Linked DNA regions of Homo sapiens: region 2 is linked to region 1. Evidence: chromatin contacts called from ENCODE Hi-C or POLR2A ChIA-PET data. All regions are on one chromosome and are shown on one strand. The core of a region is the stretch at or near the end of the contact, and the rest is flanking DNA. Distances in the headings are between cores, read along the strand shown.

Region 1 (5,434 bases), core at 736-3,235:
TAGACCCATAGTGTGAGCCCATTAAGATCATAGACTGGGGATATTGTTCAGGAACCAAGAGGCTCAAAGAAACAAGTTTGCACTGAGAATGAGTCTGAGTACCCAAAGATCAGGCCGGAGTCCTGCCAGGAGAGGGGCAAGGCTGGCACTTCATTTCAGCTAAGCACAAAGTTTACATCGCATTGAGGACTTTCCCTGACCCATCTCTTTTCAAGTAGCTCCCTCATTCCCAGTCAGTCTATTCCATCACTTAGTTGTATTTTCTTCTTCACTGCTTCTCTGAAATTGTCCAATTTCTTTGTTTGTGTGTTTATTTTCTGTCTCCTTCATCAAGATATAGGATGCCATCTATTTCTTTCATAGTAGTATTTCCGGTGGTTAAACCAGTTCCTGGTACAGGGTTGGTGCTCCATAGATATTTATAGGATTAATGAGAAATTTAACCTTCTCTTATCGCCCCAGGGACTGCAAGAAGCTAATAAATAGAAGTTAAGGAACTTGAGAGCTTACCTAGGTAGCTCCTCCCCTATTGCCCGCCCCCTTCCTCATACTCCCAATTGATAAATGAGAAAATTGAAATTTGGAGGTTAGGAGACCATCCAAGAACATACACAGAGCAGGACCGAGGGCTCCTGACTCTTTATTTGACATCCAGGGGCTACATTGTGATGCCTTTTCTTTGCGGGAGGGAATAGGAGAATGCAGAAATTTTCTTTGTGTCTAAAATAGATTAGAAGGTGTAAAATCCAGGCCCTATCTTCTATCCACTGTGAGTCAGAACAAACTGTGTCTGCCTTCCATGGTTTTGAAATAATTTTGATCTAGGAAAGAAGGAAAAAGGAAAAAAGGAAGGGAGGGAGGAAAAGCAGAAAAAGGAACAAGGAAGACGAGAAGGGAAATGTTAATGAGGATATTTCTTTCCTTTTTGGTGTTGGGAATTCTCTGGAGGGTTTCCAGCCCTGGGCTAAAGGATACCTTCTTCTCTCATTCTTCTGGGCCACAGTTGCATTCGGCCTGAGGTTTCTATGGGAGACTAGATTTCAGGTCTATTTAAAGAGACAAGATGATTTGCCTACTACACCTTTTTGTTGAAATTTCTCAATCTTTTCCCATACTCTACTTCTTCTGAATTACATTTTGCCTCCTCTTGCTTTATTTGTATTCCAGCTAAGCCTCACTTCCTCAATGTCCTTCCACATTCTCAACAAAGTTGTATCAGATATTTATTGAGCTGGAACTTATTATATACAGTTACTTTCACTTCCCCTTTCTATGGATACTGCAGACATCTGTTTGAGTAGCTTTATTAGCCCTATTTTTTTACTTATGGAGACAAGGACCCAGAAAAGTTAAGTGATAACTTACCCTGGTATATAAGTCACAGTACTAGAATTTGAAGCCAAATCATGCAATTCCAAAGCCCATGCACTTTCTGTTATATCAGAGCCACTTCCTCTTAACACCATGTTAACCATTTAATAGCAGATTTGGCTGCAAATGACAGAACATCCCATTAATAGCACCTTAAACAAATGGGAAGCTTATTTTTCTCACATAATGAAACATGTAGATGAGCATCATCAGGCCTAGTGTAGTGGCCCAGGGATGTCAGGGGAGACTCAGCTTTGCTCTGTTCCACTGTGCCCTCCTTAGCATGTTACTTTCACCCTCAGACATGTTGCCACTGGTTGTAAGATGGCGACTCCACCTGCAGCCTCATGGCCACATTCCCAAAAGAAGAAAAACAGGGAAGGAGCAAAAGGCCAAAAGAACATGCCAGTTGGATTTGTCCTTTTTAAAGGTCTTTTTTAGGAGTCTCACAGATACTTCTGCTTTTATTTCTTTGCCCAAATGGTGTTGTGGGGGAGCCCCTTGCTGTATGGATAAAGAAGAGATGAGTTGGAGATTGGGTCAGCCAACCAACAACACCTGCTTCATCTTACTTGGCTGAAATTCTTTACCTCTTTACTTTCACATGGCTGCCTAATTGTTTTCTGAGACTCTTCAGAAGCATCCAGCAGTTCTGTAAGTGTAGAAACTGGTTTTACCATCTCTTGCACCCTGCCTGAGGCTAAGCTGGCCTCAAGGAATGACCAGTAAAGATTGACTGGAAAGAACTTCCCAAGAAGGCCATGGGAGAGGAAGAGCTTAGGAGATGGGTGACAGATGGGAGAAAACTCAGCCAGGATCATAGGACACATTCCTGGGGTCCTGCAGGTCCTGGAGTCATGCAGCTGAAGGCTGCTGCATGGTTAGGCCCCTGGGACATGCAGGGTTCATAAGAAGGTAGGAGGGATATAAGCCATCTCAGTCTGCCCAACTAAGCAGAGGGGAGGAAAAGCATGAGGTGAGCCTGTATCTGTTTTTGCCATCTCACTCCACTTTATCTATAGAGAGGAAATGCTTGCACAAATCATAATGACATTCTCTTTTAAGCCTGATTTCCTTTCATTCATTTTAACTCTCTTGATGCTGAAGCCAAGCTCTCTGATGGCTACATATGGGGGAACCATTATTATGGGTGGCAAGTGGGGGGATCTGTGAGCTGATGGAAAGTCTCCTGCTCTAGAAATAGCTCTTCCTGGGACCCTAGCAGTGTTGGACAGGCCACCATTTGAACTTAAATCTTTTTGGTCAAAACATTATCTGGTATCTTTTTCTTTATTGCTGCCTCTTCCACACTTTTTTTTTCTCTAGAGGCAGGATCTTGCTATGTTGCCCAGGCTGGAGTGCAGTGGCTATTCACAGGCATGTACTACAGTCTTAAACTCCTGGCCACAAGCCTTAGCCTCCTCTGTAGCTGGAACTACAGGTATGCGCAACCACGCCTGGCTCTCCCACTTTTTATTTTATTTTATTTTTTATTTTTATTTTTTACTTTTATTTTTTATAAACTATAGACATTTAAAGAAGAAAAAGTCTGGGTGCAGTGGCTCACGCCTGTAATCCCAACACTTTGGGATGCTGAGGCAGGTGAATCACTTGAGCTCAGAAATTTGAGACCAGACTGGGCAACATGGTGAAACCCCCGCTCTAAAAAAAAAATACAAAAAATTAGCCAGGCGTGGTGGTATGCACCTGTAGTTCTCAGCTGGAGGCTGAGGTGGGAAGATCCCTTGAGCCTGGGAAGTTGAGGCTGCAGTGAGCCATGATCGTGCCACTGCACTCCAGCCTGGGTGACAGAGTGAGACCCTGTCTCAAAATAAATTAATTAAATAAAAATAAAAAATAATGGCTGGGTATGGTGGCTCACGGCTCTAATCCCAACACTTTGGGAGGCCAAGGCGGGTGGATTACTTGAGGTCAGGAGTTTGAGACCAGACCAGCCTGGCCAACATGGTGAAACCCCCGTCTCTTCTAAAAATATAAAAATTAGCTAGGTGTGGTGGCACACACCTGTAATCCCAGCTACTCGGGAGGCTGAGGCAGGACAATCTCTTGAACCCAGGAGGTGGAGGTTGCAGTGAGCTGAGATTGTGCCACCGCACTCCAGTGGGACCCTGTCTCAAAATAGTAATAATAATAATAATAATAATAATACTATTAATAATAATAATAAGAAGAAAAAAAGTTCATCATCTCACTACTCAGGTAATCCATGTCCATATTTTAACGAATGAAAGTAATTCACCTATGTATTTTTAAAACTTCCAATAGTAAAGTATGAAATGAAACATAAAAGTCTTCATGCATCAGCTCTTTGTCTCTGCCCAAAAGTAGCCACTTGTAAAATATTTTTTATTGCTTTTAGAAAATGTGTTTATTTCTAGACCAGTGTGCATGTCTGTCTGTCCATCTATTCCTATAAAATTGACATAAAAAGAATGATTCAGTACACACAGTCCTCTACCTCTTTTTTCCCTGTCTCTGATATACAGAAAGCTACTTCATTCTTTTTCACAGCTGATAATAATCTATCAGATAGGAGGAGCCCCATAGGCTATGTAACTATCCCTTACTGATGGGTTACTTTTCCTTGTTGCTGTTACAAACAATGCCACAGGGAACACACCTGTACATATCTCTTGACCAACATGTGCAGGGATAATTATATAGGTAAATTCTTAGCAAGCAAATATTACTGAGTAAAATAATATGTACCTTTAAAAGTAGATGGACTTTGTCAAGCTTCCTTCCAGAAATGAACCAGTCCACCACCCCTGCCCCACATCAGTGTCTGACAGTGCTTGCCTGTCAATAGCCTTCTCAGAACAGGACTCATCACTGTAGGTTCTCATAACATGAGTTAAGAAACAATCTGTTGCTGCTGTTTAATTTTCATTATTTTACTTACAAATAATATTGAGCATATTTTCATACTTACTATGTCTTATTTTCACTTTTTGGTAATTAACTACTGATAAGCTTTGTCAATTTTTTTTTCCTATTGGATTGTTCGTTTTCTATTTTATTTACAAAAGCTTTTTGAAAATGAAAGCAATTAGCTCTTTTCCTGTCACATCCATTATAAATATTTTCCCAACTTGTCACTCGTTTCTTCTCTTAGTTGAGGGTATATTTTTACCCACCCCTCCAAAAAAAAATCACAATTTTTATATAGTCAAATTTAACTTTATGGTCTCTGGGTTTTGAATCCTTCCTAGAAAGGCCTTTCCTATTCCAGGAGCTTAAACACAGTCATTTATTTTCCTAGAACCATTATAGCTCATTTTCTATATTTAATTTTTTTTTTTTTTGAGACGGAGTCTCGCTCTGTCACCCAGGCTGGAGGGCAGTGGTGCAATATCGGCTCACTGCAACCTCTGCCTCCGGAGTTCAAGCAATTCTCCTGCCTCAGCCTCCTGAGTAGCTGGGACTAACAGGCACCTGCCACCATGCCCGGCTAATTTTTTTGTATTTTTGGTAGAGACGGGATTTCACCGTGTTAGCAGGATGATCTCGATCTCCTGACCTTGTGATCTGCCCGCCTCGGCCTCCCAAAGTGTTGGGATTACAGGCATGAGCCACTGCTCCCGGCCCTACATTTAAATTTTTGATCCATCTGGAATTGATGTTACTAAAATAACTGAAGTAAGGATCCAGCTTTATTTTTTTTCTCCAGTCAATTGATCTAGCACTGTTTACTGATTAATTGCCTTTTCCTCACTGTTTTAAAGTGTTGCCATTTCATATCTTAGTTCCCGTATGATTTTGGTTTCATTTATGAACTCTTCATTCTTATTCATTGATCTATTTTTCCCTAATGCCAAACCATTTTAATTATTAGAGCTTTAAAATAGTTTTAGTATCAGTCATCTAGTTCTTACTGTTTTTCATTTTCAACACTTTTTCTGACTCATCTTCATAATTAGTTTTACAAACAAACATTAATATTATTTTGTTAAGTTAAAAATTGCTATTTCAGTTGGGATTTCATTAAATGTACAAATTAACTTAGGAGGAAATGATATTTTTCTATCAAAGACCATAGTGT
Region 2 (5,434 bases), core at 2,037-4,536, 320 kb after region 1:
CAGGAGGCTGAAGTAGGCAGTTTAGCACTCACTTCCATGTGGCATATTAAGCAAGGATATTTTGCACTTTCTTCTCATTGTAAACATTCTTTATTTGCTCTTTTCCTGTGATGTCCTAATAATAAGATTTGACTTTAGGCACATGGGCAGGGTGAGGACCTAAAAGTCCTGAGCTAAGGCATAGGCTCCAGCTAACTCTATCAGAGAGCTCTACCTAAAGGCCTGGGACACAAACACAGCTGACAATGACGTATTATTTGCCTTCTTTTTGTCAGGATTTCTTTTGCATATGACTTCCCAAGAAATTTCCTAGGAACCTAGGTCCCTGGGTCTCCAGGACACCATCATTTCCATTCCATCAGTACTTTATAGGATTCCTACTAGAAACAAAAAAGAAAAAAAGTTTTCTGCTTAGCCCCAGTTAACCTGAAAATTCAATTAAACAGCATCCTCCAAACACTACAGTTCATTGACGATTAACTATGCACGTTCTTGGAAAGGCCAAACTAGATGAAACTGACATTTTGAGAACTGTATTTTGCACTGAAATAGAAATTGAAGTAGGAATATGTTTTTCCTTGCTTGTTTTGATAGCATTTTACTGATGGGAAGTTTGGGGAGGCCTGAGGGGGCAAATATTGAGCTTTTGATTTATTATCAGTGAACATTTGCTCCAAATTGTACCCCATTGCTTCATTTACAAGTGATGTTTATCTTTTTGCTTTGGAATTTTATTGGTGCTTTCTCTCTTGCTTCCCTAGAAGATCGTTGGATATATAAGGGCTACAGTCACTGAGGTTAGTGTTGTGTTCTGCATTGGAGGAATTTTCTTGACTTTATCCCAGAATTAGTGGATCCATTCTACTTGGTGACACACTCCTGCCAGAGCAACTGGCAGATGGTCTAGTGTGGAGGATTGCATTGGAATGGGGAAGATGCTGGTAGGAGAGTGAGTCCCATTTATTTAAAGCCATAATCCTCCATTTTTCTCCTGATATTAAGCATTCCTGCTTCATAACTTTGTTCCACCACTCTAATTAGGCAGGCAGCCTTCCTCTGCCATTTTATTTTTTTATTTTATTTTATTTTTGAGACAGGGTCTCATTCTGTCATCCAGGCTGGAGTACAGTGGTGCAATCTGGGCTCACTGCAGCCTCAGCCTCCTGTGCTGGAGTGTTCCTCCTGTCTCAGTCACCCAAGAAGCAGGGACTACAGGCGTGTGCCACCACGCCCAGCTAACTTTTGTCTTTTTTGTAAAGACAAGGTTTCTCTGTGTTGCCCAGGCTGCTCTTGAACTCCTGAGCTCAAGTGATTTGCCTGTCTCAGCCTCCCAAAGTGCTGGGATTATAGGTGCGAACCATCACATCTGGCCCTCCTCTGCCATTTTATATTTCCACTTGGTTGTACTTCATTTTCAAATTCAACATTTTTATTCCTGACACAGAAAACTTTGCCTAAACTACTCTTGGGTGAATGTCTGGGGGCGTTATTCCATAAGTCTACAGCTTGATTCAATCTCCTGCTGAAATTATAAACGGGAAACAGCAGAGTCAATGAAAGGTGACAAGTGGTGCTAACTGAGTGACAAAGGTAATCTCATTCCACTAGAGTTTTTCAAACCAGTGATAGACTAGACACAGAGCACATGCCCTGTAAGATGTGTGTGGTGCTGTTTTGTCTTTGGATTGTATTACTGTGCCTTGAATGACATTAGTTCTTTTATATCTTACGTTCCTCTCAGAACATTATTCTTAGAACATGCTACCTTATGTTCTAGGCCCGGAAGTGTAAGAAACCTATGAATAACATATTTCTGAGTGTCTAGAAATCCAGATATTGTTTTTTGTTTGTTTGTTTGTTTGTTTTAAAGTGTTCTTGATGGAAGGAAAAGGAAGCCTCCATTTGCTTCTAAGGAAATAATAATTTCTTTCCTCCAATGTCTCTTGGATAGCTAATGGCTCTAGAGACAGGCACGGACATGTCTATGGATATAGTCATATGAGCTCAGAATTTTACCTTTGATTTGCTGGGAATCTTTTCTTTAGAGCCCTTTCATGGACATTAATTATCAATTTTTATTTTTAAGCTGTGGATAGTTTACTCACCCTTGAGAGAAACTTTCTTATGTAAAAGTTGTTTTCCACGGTCCCAAGATGGAAAACGACAACTCTTTAATCAAAAGGCTCTGAGGTATTGGTGCCATCTTTGTCTCTGGTTCCCAAAGAATGTTCTTGGAATGCTGACACCATAAGGAAAGTGTGGGGCAGCAGGCCTTAAGGGAGATTGTTAAAGCAAGACCGACATCTTCTGTGCATAGCCAATGCCTGCTTTTTCTCCACCATCTTCTTCCAAGTGGTTATCATTCCTCCTCCATGGAGATCCTGCTTTTGCTGCCCTTTCCAGCCTTTAGCTGATACAGGGAGTATGGAAAACGTAGTGTTCCTTTAATGGTTTATAAAATCAGACCTTCTTAGGAGGTCACACCGAGGGGAATGTTGCTAAAAACAACTGGCTCTTTGGCAATGCTAATCTGCATTTTCCTAAAACACATATCCAAGAGGGAAAAAGTGCATGTGTTAAGATGAAGATGGAGAATGAAGTTATCGATCTTCTTAAAGTTCATAATGTTGGAAGGGTCATGAGAGAAACACACTCTCAAACTGAGTAATAATCTACAAAGAGTTAAAACAAAAGTTCCTCCAGCCATAGCTGCACCAAGAGAAGTGGGACAGAAGTTCTGATTGAGAACTTTGATTTGCCACAGATTGTTTGAGTCTTACATGAAATTTGGAAAGGTTCCCTGACATCAAAGGCTGTTTCTTTTGGCTAATCTATTGAGTATGTTGTACCTGTCCTCCCATGAGCCCCCCCACGACTGGGAACATATGTCAGATTCTTCTTGTGCCAGTAATTTAGAGGCTCGTGACAAGAAAATATCCTTTTTCTAAGAAAAAAAGAGAGGGTGGTCCTGGGGAATGTTAATGCAGCAGAGAATAGCAATGATTTACTCCTCCCTGAAAAAAATATGCCAAGTCTGATAGACCCATATCTGAATATTATCTGCATAATTTGAAAATAACACATAGAAGGAAATAGGCCCAATCTCAGTATCCTGTTCACATTTACATCTGGAACAGCTGCCAGGGCCTCTCAGAGTTGATTTTGTTCAGTTCTGCAGGGCCGATCTGAAACCCAGGCAGAAAATGAAAGTGAGCAAATTTACCTCTGGCATTCAAAGAAATGCTTTTGGTCAAAGTGAGTATTTCTGACCATGACTCATTTTCAAAAGAAGCATTGAATTCGCTTTGTCATCTTTGCCTGGATCGGGCTCAATCAGCCCTTTTATGATTTTTAAAATATCCTATATAGGCGGGATGGCATTTATTAGGCTTCAGTTATTCAATATTGCATTTCAATGTATAAAAGTCACTGTTCAATTGAATATTGAGTTTTCTGAGGAAGTAAACCTACAGAAAAGAAATTTGCAAGAATCTAAAATAAATGAGTTTGAGAAAGATCAAACTGCCCTATGGCTGTTTCAAAGATCAAAAGATCTCTCTTTTATAGAAATCAGGAGCAGTTTGAATAGCCTCTTTCCTCTATCGCAAAGCCCCATTTTTTCACTATCATTGATAGCTTGGGACTGCACCATAATGGTATGAAAGGCCCTGGGGAGGAGGGAAGACGATTTTATTCCCAAAAAGGACGCAGGACTTTTTCGTCTGAAATAGCTGGCTTTTAATTTAATTTGATCTGGAGCCCAGTAGAGTGAGCAAATGAAAACCTGTCCTTAGCTCCTTCAGGAGGAGCAGTGGCCTTGAGGGGCATGAGAGGGTCTCCTGATAATTGTTTTTAAAGGCTGCCGTGTATCTTTGTTTCTGCTTCTAGGAGAGGCTGGATTATATGGTAGATCGCTATCTTTGAGTTTATGTGTTATGCATAACCTTAGGAAGTTACTTAATCTTTGTAGATCTCAGCTACTTCATGTGTAAAATGGGGATAATAATATGTACCTTATTCTTGGAGTAAGCTCCTTCCAACTCAGGGCCTTTGCTGGTGCTGTTCCTTCCACTGGACTAATTCATGCTTGGCCCCAGAACCCAGCTGGAACAGCTTTTTTCTGGGAGGGCTTCCATGGACCCTCAGACCAAGTCATGCTAACTCCTCCTCCTCCTCCATTAGACCATGTGCTATGATTTTCCTTGTAGTACTTGCCTCAGTTATAATTGAAAACGTTTTGTGTAAGTACTGATGTCATGTCTGGCTCCCTCTATAAGGGATTAGGAAACCTAACTTATTCATCTGTCTCATAAACTAGAACAAAAACAAAATATTTATTGTATGAATGAAATCAACAAAGTCTACTAGCAAACGATAAGTGATTAAGAAATGGCAATTTCCCTTGTTCCCCTACACTGTGAGATCCTGGAAGCCAGGACAAGCCTTACCTCTTTACCAGAAGCACCTAGGGTGGGGTCTTGACAAAGTAGCTGATTCAGGAACATCTGTGGATGTGCACGTGGACATTGTCAATCATCTCTGTCTACCTATTTGCCTTCTTCCTCAGCCTGTTCTCTGTCTTCTATCTAAAAGTGCACTATCAATTTTCAGAGAGATGCTAGAACCCTTGTTCATTTTCTTATATGGCAACTTTTCTCTGTATAGTTTCATGAAACCTCCATACATGAAGTTTGCAGTGAGAGGCAAAAAACTGAGTCGTGATCATGGTGTTTTTAGCCCCAGTTAGAGGGTTAGGTGAGTTGAAGTTGTCAGCCCAGGGAACTTTACAAGTGAGGACAGCTTTTAAACATCACTGCCGACATTATCATCATCAGCAACAACTAATAACAACTTCTTTAAATTTAAAAAAACCTTTGCCTTCTTGCCTAGGAAAAAAAATCTCCATCAACATCATAGACCATTCATGGTTGTCTACCATTAGAATCTTTTGCTTTGATTAAGGCCATTATTCATAAGAAGTTGCTATATTAGTCACTGACTATTTATTGTGAATTAGTTTATCAACCGTTTCATCTGAGAAGATGAAGGGCCAAGTATTAAGTCACTTGATTGCCTATGTGGGAAGGAAGTATTTCTGTCAGAGTTTAGTTGTACATAACATAATTCAGTATAGTCATTTTTAGCAGAAATGAGTTTCATACAAGGAATAAGAGCTTACAAAGATCACTAGAAAGGCTAGAGTTCTTTAAGCAGAGCTTCCAGGAATCACACCTCAGAACAACACCTCAGGGCTGGCCCACGGAGGCAGTTGCTGCCTCTGCCATGATCAAGTTTGTGAATAAGGAGGTCGCCTCTACAACTGCTGGCTCTGCACCTCACCACGTCTATCCAACCTGCACTTGCCTCTCAATAGCCACAGTGATAGGATCTGGACCCTGGGGGCTCTGTTATAGTTCCCACATGTCTCCACACT

The links. Hi-C counts contacts between places; a loop is a spot of excess contacts on that map. ChIA-PET counts read pairs that join two places held with the same protein, here RNA polymerase II (POLR2A). Pooled maps may share reads with other maps.
Region 2: a map with no recorded cell type shows a loop between it and region 1 (4-fold over the local background). The contact joins two enhancer-like sites. A Hi-C loop is called at or near these places in 1 of 37 single-sample maps with no recorded cell type and 1 of 50 pooled maps. POLR2A ChIA-PET finds 5 or more read pairs at or near these places in 1 of 52 experiments (T-cell).

Annotation. Positions count from the first base shown.
Region 1 is chr10:62,105,887-62,111,320 of GRCh38, reverse strand. No RefSeq gene overlaps it. Among named protein-coding and RNA genes, the nearest start is that of LINC02621, 150 kb to the left of the region's middle. RefSeq lists enhancers at 1,420-1,489, 1,520-1,569. Within about 2 kb of position 1,985, at least 5 of the 41 ENCODE cell types and tissues checked have a DNase peak (open chromatin) inside an H3K27ac peak, as active enhancers do.
Region 2 is chr10:61,784,688-61,790,121 of GRCh38, reverse strand. The region is part of intron 3 of LINC02625 (long intergenic non-protein coding RNA 2625); the gene reads left to right. Among named protein-coding and RNA genes, the nearest start is that of LINC02625, 81 kb to the left of the region's middle. Within about 2 kb of position 3,286, at least 5 of the 41 ENCODE cell types and tissues checked have a DNase peak (open chromatin) inside an H3K27ac peak, as active enhancers do.